2 separate regions of the Homo sapiens genome follow, and region 2 is linked to region 1. Evidence: chromatin contacts called from ENCODE Hi-C or POLR2A ChIA-PET data. All regions are on one chromosome and are shown on one strand. Each heading gives the region's core, a stretch centred on a gene start or an enhancer-like site at or near the end of the contact. The rest is flanking DNA. Distances are from core to core; before and after follow the strand shown.

Evidence for each region. A loop is a pair of places that touch in the nucleus more often than their neighbours do. ChIA-PET counts read pairs that join two places held with the same protein, here RNA polymerase II (POLR2A).
Region 2: a loop to region 1 is called in a map of PC-9, with 2.7 times the contacts of the local background. The contact joins two enhancer-like sites. A Hi-C loop is called at or near these places in 2 of 168 maps with a recorded cell type or tissue (Caco-2 and PC-9). POLR2A ChIA-PET finds 5 or more read pairs at or near these places in 1 of 52 experiments (K562).

The regions. Positions count from the first base shown.
Region 1 is chr6:152,052,788-152,057,300 of GRCh38, reverse strand. The region is part of intron 5 of ESR1 (estrogen receptor 1); the gene reads right to left. Among named protein-coding and RNA genes, the nearest start is that of ESR1, 250 kb to the right of the region's middle. RefSeq lists an enhancer at 2,024-3,223. Within about 2 kb of position 2,725, at least 3 of the 41 ENCODE cell types and tissues checked have a DNase peak (open chromatin) inside an H3K27ac peak, as active enhancers do; they include PC-9, where a contact is called at or near this core.
Region 2 is chr6:152,097,913-152,103,063 of GRCh38, reverse strand. It overlaps ESR1 (estrogen receptor 1), which reads right to left. Exons shown (of 8, transcript NM_000125.4): 8 at 1-4,332. The coding sequence ends at 4,098. Among named protein-coding and RNA genes, the nearest start is that of SYNE1-AS1, 280 kb to the left of the region's middle. RefSeq lists an enhancer at 3,963-4,464. Within about 2 kb of position 2,828, at least 16 of the 41 ENCODE cell types and tissues checked have a DNase peak (open chromatin) inside an H3K27ac peak, as active enhancers do; they include PC-9, where a contact is called at or near this core.

The DNA.
Region 1 (4,513 bases), core at 1,476-3,975:
TGGCCAATTATGTGGTACCTATGGGTCTCTCACTAGCATTATTACAAGGTGAAAAGGCTTGCCACGTGAGCTAGTGAAAAAGTGATTTGTCAACCTACAATCTGGCACATATCTATGTGGACTTTGAAGATGAGATAGATACTTGTCACTTGCCTGATGCAAAGGAACTCTTCAGTGTCTACTGAGGTCATTATGCATTGTGGTCAGGGCTTCATTTTCAAAGTCTAGCCAAAATATTCTATACTAACTTCAAGGGGCAAATCAGACTAGAGCATTTAGCTCAATTTCAGTGGGTATGGATGGATCAACGGCATCAGAAATGGGGTGATTCCTAGGAATCTGGAAGTAACATGACTGTAAAAGACAAGATTAGTCTAAATCCATGAGGTGCTCCTGAGGCTGAGAAGCACGTGGGGCATGGAAAAACAAGATTTATTTTTAAAGGAAGCACACAGCTCCAGTCATAGATCAGGAGTAGTTTATCAAGCAGACCAGCCTATGACTCCCACTGTGAGACGTGACAGCCTGCAGTGATGAACTCCTCCATGGATTATGTCAGTCTGGTTTTCAGAGCACCTCAAAATCCCCTTGTGGGGAGCCTTGTTCTGCTACTTATCTTCTTCAAATGTGGTCCATTTGCACTTAAGTAATGGGGGAAAGAACCAGACTTGACAGAGCATTTGCTCATGGCATGTTCTGGAAGTTTCTCCTCTATAAAAATAAAAGCCTGTTTTTCAGAAGCCCTAAGGCATCTCTTCCTCCACATGTAAAATAAAGAGCTCTAACGAGGGTGTACAGATCAAACCTTCACTTGTATATCTTCAAAAATATGCCTTACAAAATGTAAGGTTACCCATTAGCATCTCTTTATATAAAAGGAAACTGATAAATGGAAACTGAGAAAACCCAGGGGATCAACATAAGACATTTAATTTAGCTGTCCTGAAGAAAAGTACAATATGGTTTTAAAAAGGTAACAAATTAAGATGCTGTTCAAAATCAATAGTGGCAAGATTAGATGTATTGAAAGAGCTTCTTTATCTTCAATGCTACAAAATCTCTCAGCATGTGCTCAAAATGCTGAGACTCCATAAATATTTATATGATCAAGAGGTTTACATATGCAGCTCTGAAGTATGGAAGAAAGTGATGAAGATGGAAATTGTAAGTGATATATCTTGAAAGATGAAAATTTTAAAATGAAAGTTGTTTAGACTCTTGAGTCCAGCTGCCTGGGTTCAAATCTTGATGCCACCATTTACTAACTTTGTGATCTTGAACAAATTACTTAAACTCTGTGTGTCTGAATGAGTATACAGACAGAAACATCACAACGTACTGTAAGTTGCAATTAACATTGGGATTTGATGGCTGTTTGATACAGCAGTTAGCCCATGTAGATTAAAAAAGAAATTGGTACTAGAAGTGAATACTGCCATGAAAAATGTTTACTTCCTAATGCCAGGTAGTAAGAAAACATAGCAAGCTAGGGAGCCCTCTTACAACACTGCAAAATATCTGCTGTGAAAGAACTTGGCAGGTAGGCTACATGCCTGGGGAAGTGGTCAAATGAGACCGATAGTGTGTAGTGGACACTCTGGCAGTCATTAGTAAGGTGTTGCGAGAAAGACGTGAGATCAGGCAAGAACTGAATGATTCTCAAGCAAAAATGGAAGGGAATGGAGCAAGATCAAAGATAAATGGCCTTACAAGATTGGAAGAACCAACAGTTTTTGGCCATGAAATATTAAGCGATGAAAAGTAAAAGGGTCTTGGGCATGGAAGACCAAGTAAATCTTCTTTGTTTACAAAGTAACTCAGTCTTATGGCAAAGGGTGACAGCAGAAGGGTATTTCCTTGCCATCCAAACTTATTATTTCAAGTAGTCTCAAGGGAGTCACCGTTAAGTCACGAGGGAAAGGCTGAAGCGCTAAGAGGCAAATAAGAATATCAGGCTTGTCGGCGAGGACATGAGGAAAAGTGAACCCTGGCGTGCTTGGTTGGATATGTAAATTACTACAACCATTATGGAGCTACTACAGAGGACCCTGCCCAAAATTAGAAATATAATTACCATTTGATCCAATAATCCCACTACTGGGTATATATCCAAAGGAGATGAAATCAATATGTTGAAGAGATATCTGCACTCCCAAGTTCACTGTAGCATTATTCACAATAGCCAAGATATGGAATCAACCTGGGTGACCATCAACAGATGAGCAAAAAAAAATAAAATATGGAATATATGTACAATGGAATGCTACTCACCCTTTAACAAGAAGGAAATCCTGTCGCTTGCAACAACATGGATGGACCTGGAGGATATTATGTTAGACATTGCTCCCAAATGACCAAAGGGCTATAAGAAATGTCATTCCATAGCACCCTGCTTTACAGATTCGAATCATTTCCAACTGGCATGATCAGTAAAGGAACAAATAGTATGTAGCATTTGATGTGGGTCTCAAAACATTGACTGAGTGAGGAGGAAAGAAATTTCAGGAATTTCCAGGAAGATTGAATGGTACTGGAAAGGCCAAGAGGTGGGAGAAGAGAAGACCTATTCAGGGAATATTGAGTAATCTAGCTCATAGACTTTGCTATTTGTAAAGAGAGAAACTGGCAAAGAGGGCTGAGTCAGACTGTGAAGAGTGGTTAATAAAAGGCTCCTGAGATGAAATGGGAGATAATGTGTAAGGGAAGACCATTAAGAGCTTACCAGTGGGTGACACGATCACGTAAACACTTTTGTTGTGACTAATTTGGCATCAGTGCGCAAAGGAGATTGGGGGAGAGAGACGAGTCTGGAAGAGACGGCAGGTAGGAGGAGGGGGAGAGAAGACGTGAGACAGCACCGTGGTGATAAAGAGAAATCAGGGCTATTCTGAAAATCCTTTGTTGATCTGAGGGAAAAATCAACAAGATTTCAGCAAATGATCCTCGGTGTTAGGCAATAAGGAAGGATTTAAAGACTCCTCTGGAACTGTATGTTAGGATGGATGGAAAGATGATAAAAGAAAGCAAGAAATTAGCAGAAAGAGGGAAATTCAGAGGTTTGTCTGAATTTCATCTTTAAGGGAAGAAAATATCTTCCCTTAAAAATGATTAGTTTAAAATTTCACGAGACTAAGTCAAGATGACAACAGAAAATTGAAAATGTGGGTCTGAAACTTGAGAGAGGGACAGCGCTAAATATATCAATTTGATGAGTTTTTTTTTCACTTGCTAAGATTGGGTATCTTTTCAAATAGGCTTGTTAAAATATACCTCATCTTTTAAATGAGTGCCTGGTATTTCACTGTGTTCATATGTATTTAACTGCTCTGATTATAGGCATTTATATTATTTGTAATTTTCAGCTACAACAAACAATGTGCAATTATTCCTATACATATATTTTCTACACTTACAAAAGTATGCAGGAAAAAATCCTTACACATACAATAGCAGAATCAAGGGGTGTAAACATTTAACCTTTTACTAAGTATTGCCAAAACGCCTTCCAAAAAGGTTATACCAATTTACACGGCCTCCATGAAAGCATAAAATATCCGGAAATACAAATTTTGGAGATATCTGAATAGAAATCACTGAAACTGGGAAAGCAAGTGAGCTCACTAGGGAAGAGAGAGAGAGAGAGAGAGGCAGACAGAGACAGAGACAGAAAGAAGGAGAGAGAAAGAGAGATTAACAGAGAAACAGATTGAGAGAGAGAAAGAGGGAGAGAGGGATTGAGAGAAAGAGAGGATAAGAGAGAGAGGAAGAGAGAGATTGAGAGAAAGAGAAAGAGAATGGGAGAGAGACTGAGGAAGAGAAAGATTGAGAGAGAGGGAAAGAGAAAGAGAGACTGAGGGAGAGAAAGATTGAAAGAGAGAGGGAGAGACAGAAGGAGGAAGGGGCAAGAAACTGGCAGAGGGAGGCAATTTGGGAGCAACAGCATATCCAGCGTGATAGGACAAGGTGGAACCAATCAAGAGGACAAATGGTTGAATGGTCAGAGGTGTGGCTGGATAGGAGCGACCAAGATGTTGAATGTCAGAAGGTCCAAAGGAAAAGATGGTAGAGTGAGATAGACTAAGGGAGGGACTGAGGGAGGGAGGGAAGGAGACAGTAATGAAAATAGATGAGTGCAGAATCAATATCATCACAGGAGAGAAATACCTTTTTCTAACTCGAGGATATGAGAAGAAATAAATGTGAATGCAGAAATTCTGAGAGGTTAATTTTTTAGTAAACAATTTTTTTACTAAACAAATGTGATATTATTTTCAGAGAATATGGGAAGGTAGCCTGAGCCTGGAGCCTCCAGGACCTCAGAAGCATCAGTCAAGGCTGCTAGGGCCCTGGATGGGCTAAGGCACAAACTCCTTAGCAATGTCCTTGGGTTTCTGGCCCTTGTTCAATCTCTTCAAGTCCATTTCTTACTGCCCACCTTGCAATTTATACTGCAGGATACTTGTGAACAAAGGCAAGTTTTCCAGAACACTTGCCCGTGCTGTCTGCTTGGATC
Region 2 (5,151 bases), core at 1,579-4,078, 46 kb before region 1:
GAGCCTTTTCCCATAAAACAAGAGCTCTACACTGAAGAGTATGTAGTGCACAAAAAGCATTGTTTATCACCTGTGAGAGAACAGAAACTGGCATAATGTCACTTATTAATTCAAGTCTCTATAACCAATGACCTCTCTGTGAATGCAAAGGGGTCTGTGTCTCAGGCACCTGCTCATGGGACAATATGTTGTTTCTAGGGTGCACAGCTCTAAACACACACACTGACGATGGGTTTGGAACATGGCAGCATTTACATATTTTAAAAGTTCAGGCACAATTGGATGCAAAAAAAAGAATAGAAATTTTTCTTGAATCTCAAAAGACAGTGCAAAATTGAAGTGCCATAATAGAGGCAGCAATTACTTAGAAAACAATTTTAAATGACTAAAAACGAGGCCACACTTTAATTCAATTGGAAAGGAAATGCAGTTGGAAACAGAGCATAATTAACGCTACTGAAAAGATGGATATTTGGGACCAAAGTTCATTTGCTCCAGTTGAGAGTAAGTTTTCAGGGGATTAACTTGGGAATGGTGCAGTGTAATCTAGATCACGCTCCCAAGACCTGCACCAAAGAGAATTATGGTTGCCTTTTGAGCTACTGTATGACTCTATTTGCCTTTCACATAACTAGCTTCCCCAAGCAGATCTGCCTGTGAATATTAGACATTACTATGGTGTTAGTGATCACTCCCAGTACCCACAGTCCATCTCATAATTGGAAAGTATGAATAGGAAAGTATTTGTAATCAGTGTCATGCAGGGGAAGGAGTACTCTAAGCCAGTGGCCTAAATCAATGGCCATTTCAGTGTATAAGATTTCAAGGTGAGAACACCTTAATGTGATCAAAAGTAAATTATCAGTAAGTCCCTTATTTGTTCAGCCCTCAAAAGGCATGGGCTATGGCTTGGTTAAACATATCTGCAAGGTTACTAGGGAAATCAAATCAAAGACTGCACTTCCTTAGGGGTTAGATTTTGCAACCTACATTGATAGGGTCTTCTCTTTGGATGACCTAGCCTCTCATAATTGCTGCATGATGGCATTATAGAATCATTACGGCAAGCTAGGCAATGGCGAAAAGAAACACAGACCACTAGCTATTCCATGGACTTTACTGCTGATGTTGTTCTTTCTTCTCTAGAACTGAAGCTGCCATTTTAGAAATGGCTGTAAATGGAGCTAGTTGATTTGTGGTCTCCAGGGCAGAAGTGGACTCTACTGAACCCTGGTGCACACCCAGAATTAACCATTTTCCTCCAAATACTTTCAATACTCTTCTTAATATATTTGCCATTCCCCAGATTCCTGAATCCACTTCCCCACCATACCTGAGCCCCCCAGATAAATCACATCTTTTACATTTTAACTTGCCTCAGAGTGGGGGAAAGCAGAGGCAAGAGTTTTTTTTTAAATCATGTTCCTACACCCAATACCAACATCAGCCAGAAAATATCTGCTGTCCATTAGTGGCACTTCAAGTAAAAATACAAAGAGATTTCCAAAGTTGCTGGAGACCCCTGGGCGAACATTTCAATCATCTGATGTTCTCTGCCCACTTCAAATGTAGTAGTATCTTAACATGAATAGAAACACATTGGATGAATAATGTAAAACCTTCCACTGTATAATTGTTTGGCTTTAGCTGGTATTACATCGTCTAGTCCTAGAAATTTTTTTTTGTTTTATTTTAATTTTTTTAAAAGAAAATCTAAGTATAAACATTAAAAAGAACCCACTGACCCATTAGCTACTGTCCAAAAATATTACTACTGATATTTTGGTAAAAGCAAAATTAGCTGCCCTGAATAATTTTCCTTTTCAGGCATAATCTTTGCTACATAAGATTGTCTGTCATTCAGTATCCAACAATAGGCATCTGGATTAGTGCTATTTTGTCTACTGTGGATACAAAAGTTGATATGAAATGTGATCTTCATTTAAATGAATAATCACCAGGCTTTAGGCATAAATGACTGTATACATGACAAGGTAGCTTGAAAAGTATACAAAAAAAAAAAAAAAAACTAAATATTTTTCCTTGGTTTTTGCATGTTAACCCAGTCAAATTAAATCCAGAACAGAATTACTACATTCAATTGTCTGATAAACAAGCAATGTAATTTCAAAAAAATATATATTATACTATATAAGGTGCTTCTTAAACAAACTAAGGTGCTTCTTAAACAAACAGCAACAAAAGAATTATGTTCTTAAACATATCCTTAACACAGATACATAAAATTGTCCCCAAATTTAAGTGCACATAAAAACTTTTTTTTTTTTTTTGCCCTCCCAGATTCTCAGTCCTTTGGTGATCACTTAACTGGACAATCAGAAATGAATGAAATCCACTTTTCCAAACAAGACATACCAAGAGAAGCCCGAGCAGCTCACCTGGGTCATTGGCTAACACAGACATCACCTCTCAATAGGGTTTCAATTACAGACAATAAGGTCACCCAGAGGAAATCAAACATTCTTTTTTGTTAAGAAAAAGGAAGTAACCCATAATTGTGCTAGAGAAGCAAAGGCCCAGGGAAGGCTGCCCTGTGGCTGGAATGAGCCTTTCTTTTTTAGCCTATAGGTCAAAGGAAATTGAAGGAAATGAGCTGGCAGGAGTGGAGGCGGTAGGGAACGGGGCGGGGGAGGAAGGGGGAGGATTTTCTTCCCCAAACCAAACCCTGATTTTGGATTATCTCTAAACCACCAAGGGCATACGTAATCTGACCAGGCCCCAGTCAGCCTGAGTAGTGACAGCAACGGTCCCCACCCTTCTCCCGTGCCCCAGGGTGCTGGGCCAATTGTAGGAACACAGCTGTCTACAGCAGCTGTGACAGCTGCTTCTTCCAACCAGGGCCACGCTGGGAAATGAAGAAGAGCTGGACTACCCCAGGGATCCCAGGGCACCCCCAAAGGGCAATGCGGGGTCTGCAAGGAATGTTCCTAGGTAGCTGCAGCCTGTGGCAGGGCCACCCTGAGCAAGTCTGGCTGTGCCTCAGAACTGTATCCAGTTTCTGCCCTACTTTCCCTCTTGTTCTCTAGTAGCCACAACAATCCTGCACAAGTACTGTTCAGCTCCATGCCCCAGGGCTAAATGCAACACCAGGGCCCCTGCTCCTTTCAACTACCATTTACCCTCATCATGCATCACCACAGTGAACAGTTCACCCCTGTGTAAGGCACACACACGCCGGGAAGATCCAAGTACAGTGCCCACTGGAACAGGTCCTGAAGCTGACCTTACTGCAAGTTCAGGGAGGGAGGGCTTTCTTTTGTAACACAAAAATAAAAACAAAAATCAGGAACTTATCCCTCATATAGGGAGACTTAACTAAGATCAACTTGCTGCTCTCCATAGGTCCATGGGAGGCATGAATTAACTGGAACCCATGACCGGAAAGCCAGAGGCAGAGCTTTCAGCACATCTGAATCTGCAGTGTATCAAGTTAAAATAGTCTTGCCAACTAGGGGATCTGCCTTCCCTGTGTGCCCCTTGTATTCCTATAGGGGGAATGAATTGACAATCACCAGATACTCTGCTACAGTCATATAAAAGCTTTAAGGTGTACCACTTTCATAAAAGGATGCATTGCCATAGGAATACAAGAGGGTGCTATAATAAACCCTTGACCTAGCTTTCTCCAAGTCACCAATTAAAGGAGCCACTTTAAATTCTTTGCTGTGGCTTATTCTTAGAGCCATTTAAAAAGTGCTTATCAGAGGCAAAATGTCTACTCTCCAGGCCTGGGTCTCTACAAGTAGCTTAAATGCACAGAGTTATCTGAGCCCCAACCCATAGACTGAGTTCAGCTGTGAAGAGCTACGGGAATCCTCACGCTTAGTAACATAGCAAGGGGGAAAGAGAGCTGTTACAAAGATTTAGCCTTGGAATCCCTTTGGCTGTTCCCAACAGAAGACAGAAGATGTGCCACTAAGAACTGAGCAAGCAAATGAATGGCCACTCATCTAGAAAGCCATTGGTGTTGGATGCATGCCGGAGTGTATGCAGGAGACAGAATTTGGCTAAAGTGGTGCATGATGAGGGTAAAATGCAGCAGGGATTATCTGAACCGTGTGGGAGCCAGGGAGCTCTCAGACCGTGGCAGGGAAACCCTCTGCCTCCCCCGTGATGTAATACTTTTGCAAGGAATGCGATGAAGTAGAGCCCGCAGTGGCCAAGTGGCTTTGGTCCGTCTCCTCCACGGATGCCCCTCCACGGCTAGTGGGCGCATGTAGGCGGTGGGCGTCCAGCATCTCCAGCAGCAGGTCATAGAGGGGCACCACGTTCTTGCACTTCATGCTGTACAGATGCTCCATGCCTTTGTTACTGTAGGTGGGAAGACACAGAAAGGACTACTTTAGAGCCAACCCGAGCCCCAGGAGTGCTGAAATCCCTAGAAGGGGAAGGAAGAGGAACTCCAAAGACACTTAGCAATCTTTCTTTCTTCCTGTTTAAAGACCCACTTTAGGATGGGAGCTGGGAAAGCTGAGGGCTTTCAGAAGCCCTAATCTGGAACTCATGGCCGTGTGTTTTTCATTTTCCACCTCCTACCAGGGCGGTCCCACCCTCACACTCTCCCTGCAGCCACTTTCAGGGTATTTGCTATGCAGGTGACTTCCATGGACCTCCGTGGCCTCAAATGAGATCCTATTCCCCTCCAATAGGACCTAAATGCATTCAAATAGGATCGCCAAAGCTTCTAAAAAGACAACATGAGATATTCAGCCAAGCAGGAGTGGGTATTTTAAATGAGTAAAGCAGTTCAAGACGCTCCATTGTTAAATCTCTCACGTCACTTCCCATTTAACTCAGAATACGATCTAAATGCCTTTCCATGTTCAACAAGGCCCAACTGGTCCAGCTTCCATCCATGTCTCCAAGCTCTTCCTGCCTCTCTCCCCTAATGTGCTCTCCGGAGCCACACTGATTTTTGTGCTGCCCTTAAAGGAACTAAGCTCCCCCAAGACTTAGGGGACCTACACTTGCTGTTCCTACTTGCTGGGATGAACCTTCCTCCGGTCTTCAAATGCCGCCTCCTCGGAAAGGCCTACCGCTACCCAGTGGCAGCAGCCTCAAGCCTCTGCAGGCTCAGCCTTCCTCTTTCACACCGTTCTGTTTTTCTCAGCACTCTTATCACTGCCTGAA